Linked DNA regions of Homo sapiens: regions 1, 3 and 4 are each linked to region 2. A link is a contact called in ENCODE Hi-C or POLR2A ChIA-PET data. All regions are on one chromosome and are shown on one strand. Each heading gives the region's core, a stretch centred on a gene start or an enhancer-like site at or near the end of the contact. The rest is flanking DNA. Distances are from core to core; before and after follow the strand shown.

Region 1 (2,991 bases), core at 285-2,784, 480 kb before region 2:
TGGGCAGAAATAAAAAATTTTAGATCTTTAAATCTAGTAATCTGTTCCTTTGTTTTTGAGCTTATTATGCTTTTCTTTTTCTTCTGTGAGTGACAAATTTGCTTATTTAATTTTATTTTTTATGTTATAATATTTGGTGTTTTTTTACATTTTACTATCATTATTTTGGAATTGTTCGGAACTGTTTCTCAAACAAATCTCCTTCTCATTCATTTGGAAGGCCTCATTTATTACTTTCTTGATTCTTACGTATTTGACAGTACCGTGCTCTTCACCTCGTTAGAGCTTCATAACATGTTAATATTTCGTAGTGCTAAACTCTCTTCTCCCATTACTCTTCCTTTTCAAAATGCTCTTAACTCTTCATCATTTATTCTTTCACATTAAATCTAGAAATATTTCAAAAGAAGCCCCCTTGACATTTTGGTGTAATTGCTTCACAATTATAAATTTGAAAAGATCTAACATTTAATAATAGTCGATTTCCTCATCCATGAACAGGGAAAATTTCACCATTTGTTCATGTTGTTTAAATGAATAACTCAGAAAGGACGTTCATGGTTCTTGCTCATTTGTTTAAAAAGACTATTTCTATATATTTGTCGTCCTTGTCTACTATTTTTGTTCTATCTTATATTTTAACCAGCTATTGCTGACATGCCAAAGAGTGATTGCTCTTTTGATTTTATCTGGTGTCTATCTGATTTACTGAAATTTCTTATGTAGTCTAATAACTTTTCAATTGATTATCTTGAATTTTCTAGGTAGACTAGCAAAATTCTTTTTCCTTTATATTTTGATAATAGTTGAAAATCCTAGAAAAATTCAAAATACTGGGATTATGAGCATCCTTTGTCTATTCCAGATTTTAATGTATGGGCTGCCTAACAGTTCCTCTCTTAAGCAAGCAAATAGCTGTTTTAGGTAGATTAATGTTTTTGCATATAAATAACATCCTTTTTCATCCTGATGCTAACAAAAATTTTAAATCAGAAATGGGGCTGACTTTTATCAAAATGATTTTTAGCAGCTGTTGAGCTAATCAAATGTTCTGTGTGTTTGTTTTGGGTCTCTTGATATATTACATAGAGTTCCGATTATTAAACTCCATTTATCCAAGGAGATGTTTCCAAAGCTAAAACTCAATGAACCCAGCATACCTTAACACTTTATTAAATCTCTCATATAGATATCATAATATATATATAACAAAAGGAAATTTTACTGACATGTTTCTTTGTTTTTCTTAAAACAGCTCCTCAATCATATCAGATATCTAGAAAACAAAGTTGAATTTTTTTTTTTTTTAATATTAAGGCTGAACTTTCCCCACCCTTCATTTGTTTATTTGTTGCCTTAGGCTTGGAAATGGGTATTTTGCTTGGGAAGATTTTTCTCTTTTCAATTATATTTGGAAATTTTACTGTTTCACAAAATGGCTTGCCAATGTTTTTCTTTCACATAGCTTATTCCTTCTCATACCGGTTTCAGGAAATTATCTGTGGCCAACACTGTTTTGTTATTTTTGTTAGCATGTGACTCACGTCCTCTGTCTTCCTTCCTTCATTTAGTTTTTAAAAAGCTTAAAGGAAAAGACCAAGGGATTGAGTCTATGTAGCAATGACAACAATTGAAAAAAATACTTGTGTAAATGCTAAGATTAAAAGAATCATTATTTAACTAATAATCTTCAATTTTGTACAAACAAATTATATGTAACCAAGGTACTTTGTGAGCTATCAGGGACTTAGACTGTTATCTTTTAAAATTGAAATTTGCAGGCTGAGGTTGTTAATACCATCTGTTTAGGGAAAGTCCACATTAATCACTTTTTTTTTTCTTGGGGCTCAGCTTTTGTGTTCCTTGGCTGTAGCATTCTGTACAAATTCATTATAAGTGAAGGAGATGAAGAGAGTCAGTAAAGGTTTTAGAACATCTCCTCACTAAATAGCATAATGAAAAAGCCTGAAGACTAGCTAGTATAATGAGAGAACATGAATGGTCAGATACATCATTGCAGAGTACAAAATACCTCTCTTAATACAGGCACTTGTGCCATTTAGTCATGGACCAAGCATCTAGAAGATATTTCGTGGGTAGACTATATGTACTAGCAACTAGTATTTGAAAATAGTTTTGATTAAATCCATTAAAACTCAGGGACATGAAATAGGAGAATCTGAACAGTTACTAAAATGGGGAGGTCAATCACATTATGAGAAAAAGAAATTCAACATTGTTACTTATTTTTTTAACCTGATTACAGTTTATAGTTTAAAAACAGTAACAACTTCTGGATGCTATGTCAACTAATGAAAAAAGGGAAGAGAAATGTGGTTTTGAATCCCCTCTGCCATTTATCTATGTGGTTGGGCAAGTCAACCTCATTCATTTGCAGTTTTTGTATTGGTGAAATACAGATAATGATAAACATCTATCTCATGGAATTGTTTTAATTTTTTCTTGAATCTTCATGTGTAAATATACATGTGCATATGTTTATATATGTATATGTATGTATGTGTGTGCATGTGTATATATATATTCTCTAGCCCGTTGTTATTCAAAGAAGTTCCAAACTAGCAGCATGGGCATTACCTATGAACTTGTTAGAAATAAAAATATCAGCTCTACCTAGACCTAATGAAAATCAGCATTTTAACATGGACCCCCCCAGGGGCTTCCTTTGCACATTAAGTATAAGAAGTGCTGCCCAGCCTAGCACAGGGCCTAGCACAGGGTGGTGTCCAGTTAGTGTAGTTTTCTTCTTTCCAAATTAAATGAGTTTTAACCCATGAACTTGACTACCTTTGCCATAAAAAGAAACAAAAACAACCCAACAATAACAACTATAACCACAAAATACAAGATTGATGTATTCTCTCATTTGAGCTTATTTTTGGTAGTCCTCCCAAACAGAAAATATATATACATATATATGGGATTTCCTTCTCTTTGACATTATTTATGCTGACCTCTTGAAACAGAATG
Region 2 (2,837 bases), core at 234-2,733:
TGGACCCAAAAAATAATAAACTGAGTTTTAAAATCTCTTACCTATAATATTTAGAATTTATACAATTATTTTATTATTTTTTCCAGATTTGCTAAATATGCATTCCTTTTAGGAAGTACTCTCCATGCACGTGAATTTTCATTGTAAATAAACTTTGTAGGGCAACATATTTTCTTGATGTAAATTGACTGTGGGAAAAGTAAATAATGTGTGCCTACCACCTCAATCAGAAAAAACAAAATCATAACCAATGATTTTTATATAGACAAACTTCAAGCCATCAAAAGAAACCATTATGTGTCTGCTGCTAAATTCAAGGTTTACAAGGAAGCAAAATTTTGCCTCTTCTCACTTTTAATGTCTTAGGAAAACAGCTCTCTACAAGTTTGGGTGGAGATAGCTGTCTTCCACTCATTTTTTCCAAAGGATATGCAAAACCTGAATATTATGAAAAATAACAGATTAACACATGATACTCTAACTTTAAAGATGCTATCATATATTTGAATTTACAGAGAGTCATCAGAAAGGAATTTCCTCTTTCTCCCAATATACACCTACTTCTTTTTCTATTAATCTGTACTTTTGACAACTACCTGTCTGTATGCAATACATAAACACACACACGGTCATCCACAACAGTTGTAAACACACATGCATATATAGTCATGCAATTGAAGTTTTTTTCTCAGCGATCCATACACAAAGTAAAGTAGTAAATACACTGTAAACATAATCATTCTTCTCTTTTTCATGATTGTAACTGGCTCTAACTTTCCAAATTCCATATTTAAAAATTGTTAAATATAAGTAGAATAAACCCAGAATATGATCCTCATTTCAAAGTGGAGGGCTTAATAGGATGACCCAATGTATTTATTACAGTCACTATTGCTTGAGAAATGTACTTTTAAAATAAAATCCATGGCAAGAAAAATGGTAGATCTTTGTGTTATAGTTAATTATAGAAATTATTTTTCCAGCACAACTGTTCACATTCACCAATTTAATCTGCTTTGAGATGCCCTTGAGAAATTCAGATTGATTCAGTCTCATAAAATTTTAGGGTAATATATCATTGGTTGTTCTGTTTTGATTTTGCTCAGTTGGCATGCAGTAAAGCATTGATTTCAACTTACTTGTGAATAAAATTAAAAAGTCGGTTAGGCATCACTTTGTTTTGATTTGAACTATGCTGCTACCTGGTTTTAATTGTTCAACTACCTTTCTGTTCAGTAGTGATGTGTGTATTTGTGGCTCCTGTCCATTCAGTAGATCCCTCTGAAGGACCCTCTTTTATTGACAGCACATTTTGCTCTATGAAACATACTCTATTTCTGTGCCAAAAGATCTATTTGAAACAGAGCCAGTGTCTCATTCCAGGAAGAGGAAAGGATATCAAGAGTTTCCATGGCAATCAGTTGACGGAACTAAATTAAGCAGGAAACCTCTTCAGAATGCAAAGTAGTCTTGCAAAACAAAGTGGTTTGAAATATTCAGGAAGTGTGTCACAGCACAACGAAAGAAATGGAGATATGAATACCTCCATAATGTAAACTCCCTAACTGTAAAATAAACAATTAAATGCTAGCTTTTGTCCTACAAAAATAAACCCTCAAACAACTGTCATTTCTAATCAAATCTTTTGTTCCAGTTAGTTTTGGTTTTTTTTAGTTCTTATCTCTTATGATCAACATCATGTAAGAATATAACTACAATTGTTTATGTAGGTAGGAAAAATAACTTTTTTATGTTACTGCTGTTAAATTTATTTTGTATGAAATTGTGCAAATTTCATAGCTAGTTCTTTAACAGTGAAATCAGAAGGAATGACCAAAATTTATTTTAGTGAAAAAAAAAATGAAGAAACAGATTCCTTAGTTTAGAGAAAGGAATTGCTTTTAAAAATGGGATTCTTCATGGTAATTTGGATTATTGATAGTTTTAAAAATATCATTCTACTTCCTGGAGTGGAATTAGAAGGAATGAGTCTTGAAATTCCAGGAAATAGAAGAATTAGAATGAACCAGAGGTTTCTTATCTTCTGGTCAATTGCCAAATCGTTATAATAGTTTGCTTGGAAATACGGCTTCAACCTGTATCAGTAACTATTACCAGAAGTCCTTCAGACCACCTAAATGCTTTCCAAATGCTTTCCTCTTCTCTTTAAGGAAAGAGTTCTTGGAGCAAACGTTTCTAAAGCACACGGATTCACAATAAAAAATATTTAAACAATTCCTAAAACCTATTAACCACTCGTTATCCCAGCTTTTTAAGTTAAATCACTGTATTTGTTTGAAGTAAAATTATAGGGTCTCCTTTGAAGATGAACACATAAGAATATACATCTTAGAAGAGGAAGGTCTTATGAATTTTAATCTCAAATATTCTGGCCTCAATTTCAACGTGAACTTTAAAGTGTGATCTAAATGCTTACTGTGTGTAATATAAACATTAAGAGGCACATTTTGATGTCACCTGCGTGATAAAACTTTCCTGGCTTCATTGTGCTAAACTTTTCTCAAATTTTCTGGACCAGAAACATAGTCCAAACATAGCACATCATCATATCACACAGACAAACACACACACACACACTCACACACTACCATACACACAGCAAGAACACAGTACAGCACCAGCATACAGTAAGTGCCATAGGTGTGCCCACCTTGGAATGTTGTTGAAAATTAGATTCTCCTGGTCAATAGCCATCAAGTCCTATAACTGCCACATCTTTCCAAGATATTTTCCCCAATTCCATTACACTCCCCAAAATACTAGTCTCACTAGAGACAAAACATGACAAGAACTCTTTACACAATCTCTTAAAATCT
Region 3 (3,316 bases), core at 203-2,702, 400 kb before region 2:
TAAAGATGAAAAACACATGATTACCTCAATAAATGCAGAAACGGCTTTCAATAAAATTCAGTCTCAGCACTCTGGGAGGCCAAGGTAGGCAGATCGCCTAAGGTCAGGAGTTCAAGACCAGCCTGGCCACCATGGTGAAACCTTATCTCTACTAAGAATACAAAAATTAACTGGGCATGGTGGTTGCACCTGTAATCCAAGCTACTAGGGAGGCTGAGGCAGGAGAATTTCTTGAACCTGGGAGGTGGAGGTTGCAGTGAGCCAAGATTGCACCACTGCACTCCAGCCTGGGCAACAATGCAAGACTCCATCTCAAAAAAAAAAGAAAAAGAAAAAGAAAAACAAAAACGAAAAAAAAAAAGTTAAGAAAAAGAAAATAATGATCTTGTGGTTCATATTCTGATATTCTGGCACTCTTTCAGAGTGTAACAAGACCTTCTAATTAGACTTCATATAAACTCTCTACTTTTAAATATCTTCTTTTCTTTTTTTCTTTTTTTAACAAAGATTGGCAGAGTAGAGACATATCTTTAAGGGAGAATCTTCCTACTTAACTAATCATCTGTCCATCTGTCCATCCTATGCCTGTCTTCTTTCTCCTTTTTTTCCCTCAATATGACCACATATTGAACACCTACAACATGCAAAGCATTGTGCTAGGTTGATTCCTATTCCTATTTCCAAAAAGTCTTAGCTGCCCTCTTGGAATCAGCAAACAGCTACATATATAGGATTCTTGGAGTATCCTTTTTCCATTGCTTATAGAAACACACATATGCTTTGCTCCTTGGACTGCTAACCCCACTAAGGAAACACTGTCCCAGAGGGATAGTTCCTTTCCATATAGAAACAGTGATGCAGCACTGAGTAGGCACTCAGTAGTTACTGAATAAATTCATCAATAGCTGTGACAGCTTTCCCCTCTCCATGCCAAACTCCTAAGTAAGCTTTGAAAATCCTTCAAATTTACTTCTATTCCTTTCCATTCTACCATTTTTGAAATGGAAATACGTGAAGGAAAATGGATCCTGAATAATTTCAGCCCAAATTCCTGGAGGAAAATAGTAAGAAAAGGGAAATTGCTACTTATTTGGAGCTGCCCACAAGTTAAATTTTTATGATAAGATAAATTCTCATTATTTCAGCATTACCTCCTTCCTAGTAAAATTTATCATTGGTAGCTACCCTCATTTGCATTATTTAATATGCCCTGCTAGGATAATGTTATTTTTATTTTTTTTCACATGTCAAAACAGAGGCTTTGAAAAATTAAATAACTGGCCACCCAAAGAAGTCACTGGGTCAAAGATGGGGCTAGCATGGGGGTTTGAACAACCTGTTTAAGAAGGGACAGGTGCTGAATTAGTGGAATGTAAGAGTTGGCACTGAGCAATAGGCAAGCCCAAAAGAAAGAAGGCTGACTCACCAGGAAATGGAATTAGCACAAAAGGTCAACTTTCTCTCACAGATAAAGGAAAACTCACAAGTCATATCCCCGACAGGACAAAAACAAAGCCTAGACACTTCAGCAAAAACATAGCATGCCCAGAATATGACTTTTCTAGGAAAACTTTTGAATAACACTTACATATGGGAAAAATGTTTTAAAAACTGGGTACATATTGGGATAGAAAGAATATTCAGGTACGCATTAAGGATATTTCTAGATCTCTTGTCTCCTCTGGGTACAACTAGGTGTACAGAGAAAAATATTTTAGGAGTTTTCATTTCAAAATAAACAGAACAGGAAAATAAAGAATTCATTAAAAGAGTATAAAATTAATTTTAGTTGCAAAATAGTATGACTACCATTTAAACTAAGAAACAGCTCTTCTAGCGCTGCTACTACGGGTTCAATTCATTACAACTGATAAGATGTGGAGGACATGAAAGGGAGAGAAGGGTTGGACAGGAAAACCTTCAGGAAGATGGGGGAAAGCCACTAATAGTCATTGGTTCTAGCAGTCCATTAAAACATTTTCCAGCCTGCTTATTGAAGCTGTGGAAAAACTGGGGACTCATATTTCTCACTCTAGGATGTGGAAAGTTTAAATTACAAGAAGATGGAAAGGGAGGAAATGGCAAAAGGAAGGAACACCATGAGTTAGTTACAGCTAATCTCAATATATGGATATTTCTTAATTTAAGAAATGCAGGGAAAATCAAACAAAACGATGGGGATTATAACCAAACTGCCATGAATTTATGTACCAAAAAAGCTGAAAAAACAGGGCTTTCTTAAAGCTTATACAAATGAAGAGAAACATTAGACTGTGTACTTCATTATTATAATAAATACCCATTGAGCAGGCTGTCTACATAATGCATGTACATATAAGAGGGCAATAAAAAATCAACTGGGCAACTTTTTATTGTCCTCATATATACATAATGGGGCAAGTATAAGTCAATGGACCATTCTGAACATGCCCATATCTAATGAATTGGCAGCTATCACTTAGATATTAGAATTGCTACTATTCATTAAATGCTTCCCATGCTGTGGGCATATTTTAAGGAAATTTACATGTTATTTCATTGAATTCCTCTAGCAGCTCTGAAGTATTGTTACCCTCAGATAGATAGTAGATGAGAAAACTGAGGCTGAAAGAGAGTAATAACTCATCCAAGGACACATGGGTAGGAAATAGAGAAGCCAAGGCTTAAGCCTAAGGATAATTCTCTCAGAGTTCATGCTCTTTCTACTATGCCACACTCTTTCACCTCCATCTTACTCTGGGGTATGATGAGCTTGATGAGGTAGAGAAAGGCTTCTAATGACATGGAAACTAAAGGCAGTACTCCTCAGGAGAGAGGGCTAAATAAGAGTATTTAAGATGATAGCATGGAAAACAGACTGCATGTTGTAAACACCTAGTGCAACGCTTGGCATATTGTAGGTGTTCAATGTATGGTCATGTTGATGGAAAACAAAGAGGAGAAAGAAGGCAGGCATAGGATGGACAGATGGACAAATAGTTGGTTAAGTAGGAAGATTGTCCTTTTCCTTTGAAGTTTACAGGGATCTGTGTGAAAGCCAAAATTTCAAAGAAACGGAGGGAAGCATACACAGCTGAGGTTGTGCCAGAGCTAGGGTTCTTACAGGAGTGGAAGGACATCATCCCATCAGGACATGAAAGTTGGAGACATGGTCTCTAGGACTCCAAAGAGAAGGCATTTTTATCCCTTTGCTCATGCAAGATAGGCAAAGCATTTAAATATTTGGGATTAGAATATATTATATTCTATATATATATATTTTCTGTATGTGTGTGTATATATAAAATATATACTCTCCCAAACTTTTGAAATCCCA
Region 4 (3,199 bases), core at 399-2,898, 330 kb after region 2:
AAAAATGTTTATTGTCTAAAGCTGCTAAATGTTAGGGCAATTTGTTTCACAGCAAAAAAAAAAAAAATTTGTTTCATGATATAGATTTATGATAATTTTTAAGGTAGTCGTTTCCTTCCTTCCTTCCTTCCCTCCTTCCTTCCTTCCTTCCTTCCTTCCCTCCTTCCTTCCTTCCCTCCTTCCTTCCTTCCTCCCTCCTTCCCTCCTTCCTTCTTCTCTTCTTCCCTCCCTCCCTCCCCTTCCTTCCTTCCTTCCTTCCTTCCTTCCTTCTTTCCTTCAGTTCTTTCTTGAGGCAGTTTCTCTCTTGTTGCCCAGGCTGGAGTGCAATGGCACAATCTTGGCTCGCCAGGCTGGTCTCAAACTCCTGACCTCAGGTGATCGACCTGCCTTGGCCTCCCAAAGTGCTGGGATCACAGGTGTGAGCCACCATGCCCGGCCAAGTGGCTTTTTTCTTATACACATTTTACATCTACCAGCCTGTCACTAATACAGTGATCAGTGCACATAGGTCTTTGGGTACAACTGTGGAATGATTTCTAGAAATGGAGTGCTGGATCAATGGACATGCATTTTTAAAATCTTGATGTTTATTGCCAGATTGTAACTGTAAAGGCCATATGTGAAAATAACTCACTTTTCATACAACTAACGTTATTGATTTTAGTAATTTTTTCTGACTTTATTATTTTAAGTTGTACATCTCCAATTAACAGTAAGGTTGAGCATCTTTTCATTTTAATTATCCATTTGAATTGACTCATCATACTCTGTATATTTTCAGTTAAATTCTTTATTTTTTCTTATTTATAGAAGCTGTTTATATTTTATTAACTTTTATTTTTATCCATCTGTTGAAACTCTACTGATCCCGTATGCATTTGGTGTTTCTCATTCATATGCCTTTCAGTATAGACACATTTTAAACTTTCTATATTCAGAGCTTTTTTTTTTTTTTTGCTTTTGTGTCTTGTTTTCTCTATGTGAAGGCTATAAAGACATTTCTCTGTTTTTTTAGGGCTTTCATTGTTTTACCATTAGGTGAAAATTTTAATTTTTAATTTTTTTAAGACAAGGTCTCACTCTGTCACCCAGGCTGGAGTGCATAGCATGATCACACCTTATTGCAGCCTCAACCTCCAGGTCTCAAGCAAATCCTCCTGCCCCAGGCTCGAGAGTAGCTGGAACCACAGGTGGTGCCACCATGCCCAGTTTGTTTGTTTAACTTTTGTAGATATGGGGTCTCATTGTGTTGCCTAGGCTGGTGTTGGGCTCAAGGGATCAAGGGCTCCTCCAGCCTCCTGGGCCACCCAAAGTGTTGGGATTACAGGTGTGAGCCACCATGCCTGGCAAGGTGAACATTTTTAATTTATCAGATATTATTTTTGTGTATGTACTACTGTGGTAGCCAGTCTCCAAGTTGGCCTGAAATTATCCTGATGTACTGGTATTCATGCTCTCACTCAGTTCTCATATACATTATACAGGGCTGGTCTACGTGACCAATAGAATATAGTAGAAGTGATGTTATGTCACTTCCCATATTAGGTTATTAAAGGTGACTTCCTTCTTGGGCTCCTTGTCTCTCAGATTACTCAGTCTGGAGGAAGCCAGCTATTATGTCATGAGGTCACTCAGGCAGTTGAGTTGAGGTTCTGGCTAAAAGTCAGCAAGAACTGAGGTCCACCAACAACCTTGTGAGTCACCCTGAAAGCAGATTCTACAGCCCTGGGAAGACAGCGACTCCAGCCCATGGCCTGACGGCAACCTCATGAGGCTGAGCTGAAGCCACCCAGCAAGCCAGTCCCAGATTCCAGATTCCAGACCCACAGAAGCTGTGGCATCACATATGTTTATTGTTTAAAGCTGCCAAATGGCCAAATGTTAGGGTAATTTGTTCTATGGCAATGGATAACTAATTTAACTACTTTTAAAATAGAAACTGGTTTTATTTAAAAACAAACAAAGAAACAAACAAAAAACAGGAAATTGTCTTTCAGAGAAAGACAGGGCTTTTGGTTTGAAGATTCATTACTGAGTCCCTGCTGTTTGAGCATTCCTCTCCCCTCCCCATGCGTGCCGACCTTACAATCACTACTTCAAGTTTTGTTTGGGAAAAATACTCTGCGCTGGAAAACGTTAAGTAGTATTCCATAGACTTCTAGTTCCATGTTGGTTCCATTCTAAGCCCTTGGATAACTGTGCTTTTTGGTTACCTTGGAAATGCTGGAGCCAACAAAGTTGTTGGCTCACATTTTTTACTCATATTCTGCTGAAGTGGAGCAATAACTCTCTTACACATTGACATATAAAAACACATAAAAGTTGACATAACATTTGTAGCATGTTTTCAATATTTTATCTTTAAATTTTGTCAGTATATTAGAGATGCATATTTAACTTATTCAGTTTATAGAATATGCTGGCCATGTATCCTAACTGGCAGTCAGGATGTGTCAACTTAGTTGGCCAAGTTTATTTTTCAGTTAAAATTTTGCATTTTTTCAATTCAAATAAACACATTAATAGACACTCATGGTATAATTATTATTTATCTTCAAAATTACAATTTTTAGATATATGGAAGGGGGCAGGAGCAGTGACTTGCGTCTGTAATCTCAGCACTTTGGGAGGCTGAGGCGGGTGGATCACCTGAGGTCAGGAGTTCGAGACCAGCCTGGCCAACATGGTGAAATCTCCGTCTCTACTAAAAACACAAAAATTAGCTGGGTGTAGTGGTTCACGCCTGTATCCCAGCTACTCCGGAGGCTGAGGCAGGAGAATCGCTTGAACCCGGGAGGCGGAGGTTGCAGTGAGCCAGTATCATGCCACTGCACTCCAGCCTGGACAACAGAGCGAGACTCCATCTCAAAAAAACAACAAAAAAAGATCTATTTAAACAGATATTACTCTGTCCATCGCTGGGGCAGAGAACTTGACAGTGCTCTAACTAGGCAGAAAGAAAGACATTTATCAAATATTTAAAAGATAGGAAGACTGGTCCAGTACAGTGGCTCACACCTGTAATCCTAGCACTTTGGGAGGCTGAGGTGGGCAGGGTGCTTGAGCTCAGGAGTTCAAGACCAGCCTGGGCAACATGGTGAAACCCCATTACTACAAAAAATTTAAAAATTAGCTGGCTGTGGTGGCATGTGCCTGTAGTCCCAGCTACTTGACAGGCTGAAGTAGAAGGATTGCTTGA

The links. A loop is a pair of places that touch in the nucleus more often than their neighbours do. ChIA-PET counts read pairs that join two places held with the same protein, here RNA polymerase II (POLR2A). Pooled maps may share reads with other maps.
Region 1: a map of endothelial cell of umbilical vein shows a loop between it and region 2 (5-fold over the local background). The contact joins two enhancer-like sites. A Hi-C loop is called at or near these places in 2 of 168 maps with a recorded cell type or tissue (PC-9 and endothelial cell of umbilical vein) and 1 of 50 pooled maps.
Region 3: a loop to region 2 is called in a map of endothelial cell of umbilical vein, with 2.9 times the contacts of the local background. The contact joins two enhancer-like sites. A Hi-C loop is called at or near these places in 1 of 168 maps with a recorded cell type or tissue (endothelial cell of umbilical vein) and 1 of 50 pooled maps. POLR2A ChIA-PET finds 5 or more read pairs at or near these places in 1 of 52 experiments (activated CD4-positive, alpha-beta T cell).
Region 4: a loop to region 2 is called in a map of A673, with 31 times the contacts of the local background. The contact joins two enhancer-like sites. A Hi-C loop is called at or near these places in 1 of 168 maps with a recorded cell type or tissue (A673). POLR2A ChIA-PET finds 5 or more read pairs at or near these places in 1 of 52 experiments (A673).

The regions. Positions count from the first base shown.
Region 1 is chr7:17,520,139-17,523,129 of GRCh38, reverse strand. All of the region lies in intron 1 of LINC02889 (long intergenic non-protein coding RNA 2889), which reads left to right. Among named protein-coding and RNA genes, the nearest start is that of LINC02889, 37 kb to the left of the region's middle. Within about 2 kb of position 1,534, at least 3 of the 41 ENCODE cell types and tissues checked have a DNase peak (open chromatin) inside an H3K27ac peak, as active enhancers do; they include endothelial cell of umbilical vein, where a contact is called at or near this core.
Region 2 is chr7:17,040,122-17,042,958 of GRCh38, reverse strand. LOC124901595 (a long non-coding RNA gene) reads left to right here. Exons shown (of 4, transcript XR_007060239.1): 1 at 1-2,837. Among named protein-coding and RNA genes, the nearest start is that of AGR3, 160 kb to the right of the region's middle. Within about 2 kb of position 1,483, at least 5 of the 41 ENCODE cell types and tissues checked have a DNase peak (open chromatin) inside an H3K27ac peak, as active enhancers do; they include A673 and endothelial cell of umbilical vein, where a contact is called at or near this core.
Region 3 is chr7:17,442,992-17,446,307 of GRCh38, reverse strand. All of the region lies in intron 1 of LINC02888 (long intergenic non-protein coding RNA 2888), which reads right to left. The region is part of intron 4 of LOC105375172 (a long non-coding RNA gene); the gene reads left to right. Among named protein-coding and RNA genes, the nearest start is that of LINC02888, 70 kb to the right of the region's middle. Within about 2 kb of position 1,452, at least 2 of the 41 ENCODE cell types and tissues checked have a DNase peak (open chromatin) inside an H3K27ac peak, as active enhancers do; they include endothelial cell of umbilical vein, where a contact is called at or near this core.
Region 4 is chr7:16,707,665-16,710,863 of GRCh38, reverse strand. No RefSeq gene overlaps it. Among named protein-coding and RNA genes, the nearest start is that of TSPAN13, 44 kb to the left of the region's middle. Within about 2 kb of position 1,648, at least 2 of the 41 ENCODE cell types and tissues checked have a DNase peak (open chromatin) inside an H3K27ac peak, as active enhancers do; they include A673, where a contact is called at or near this core.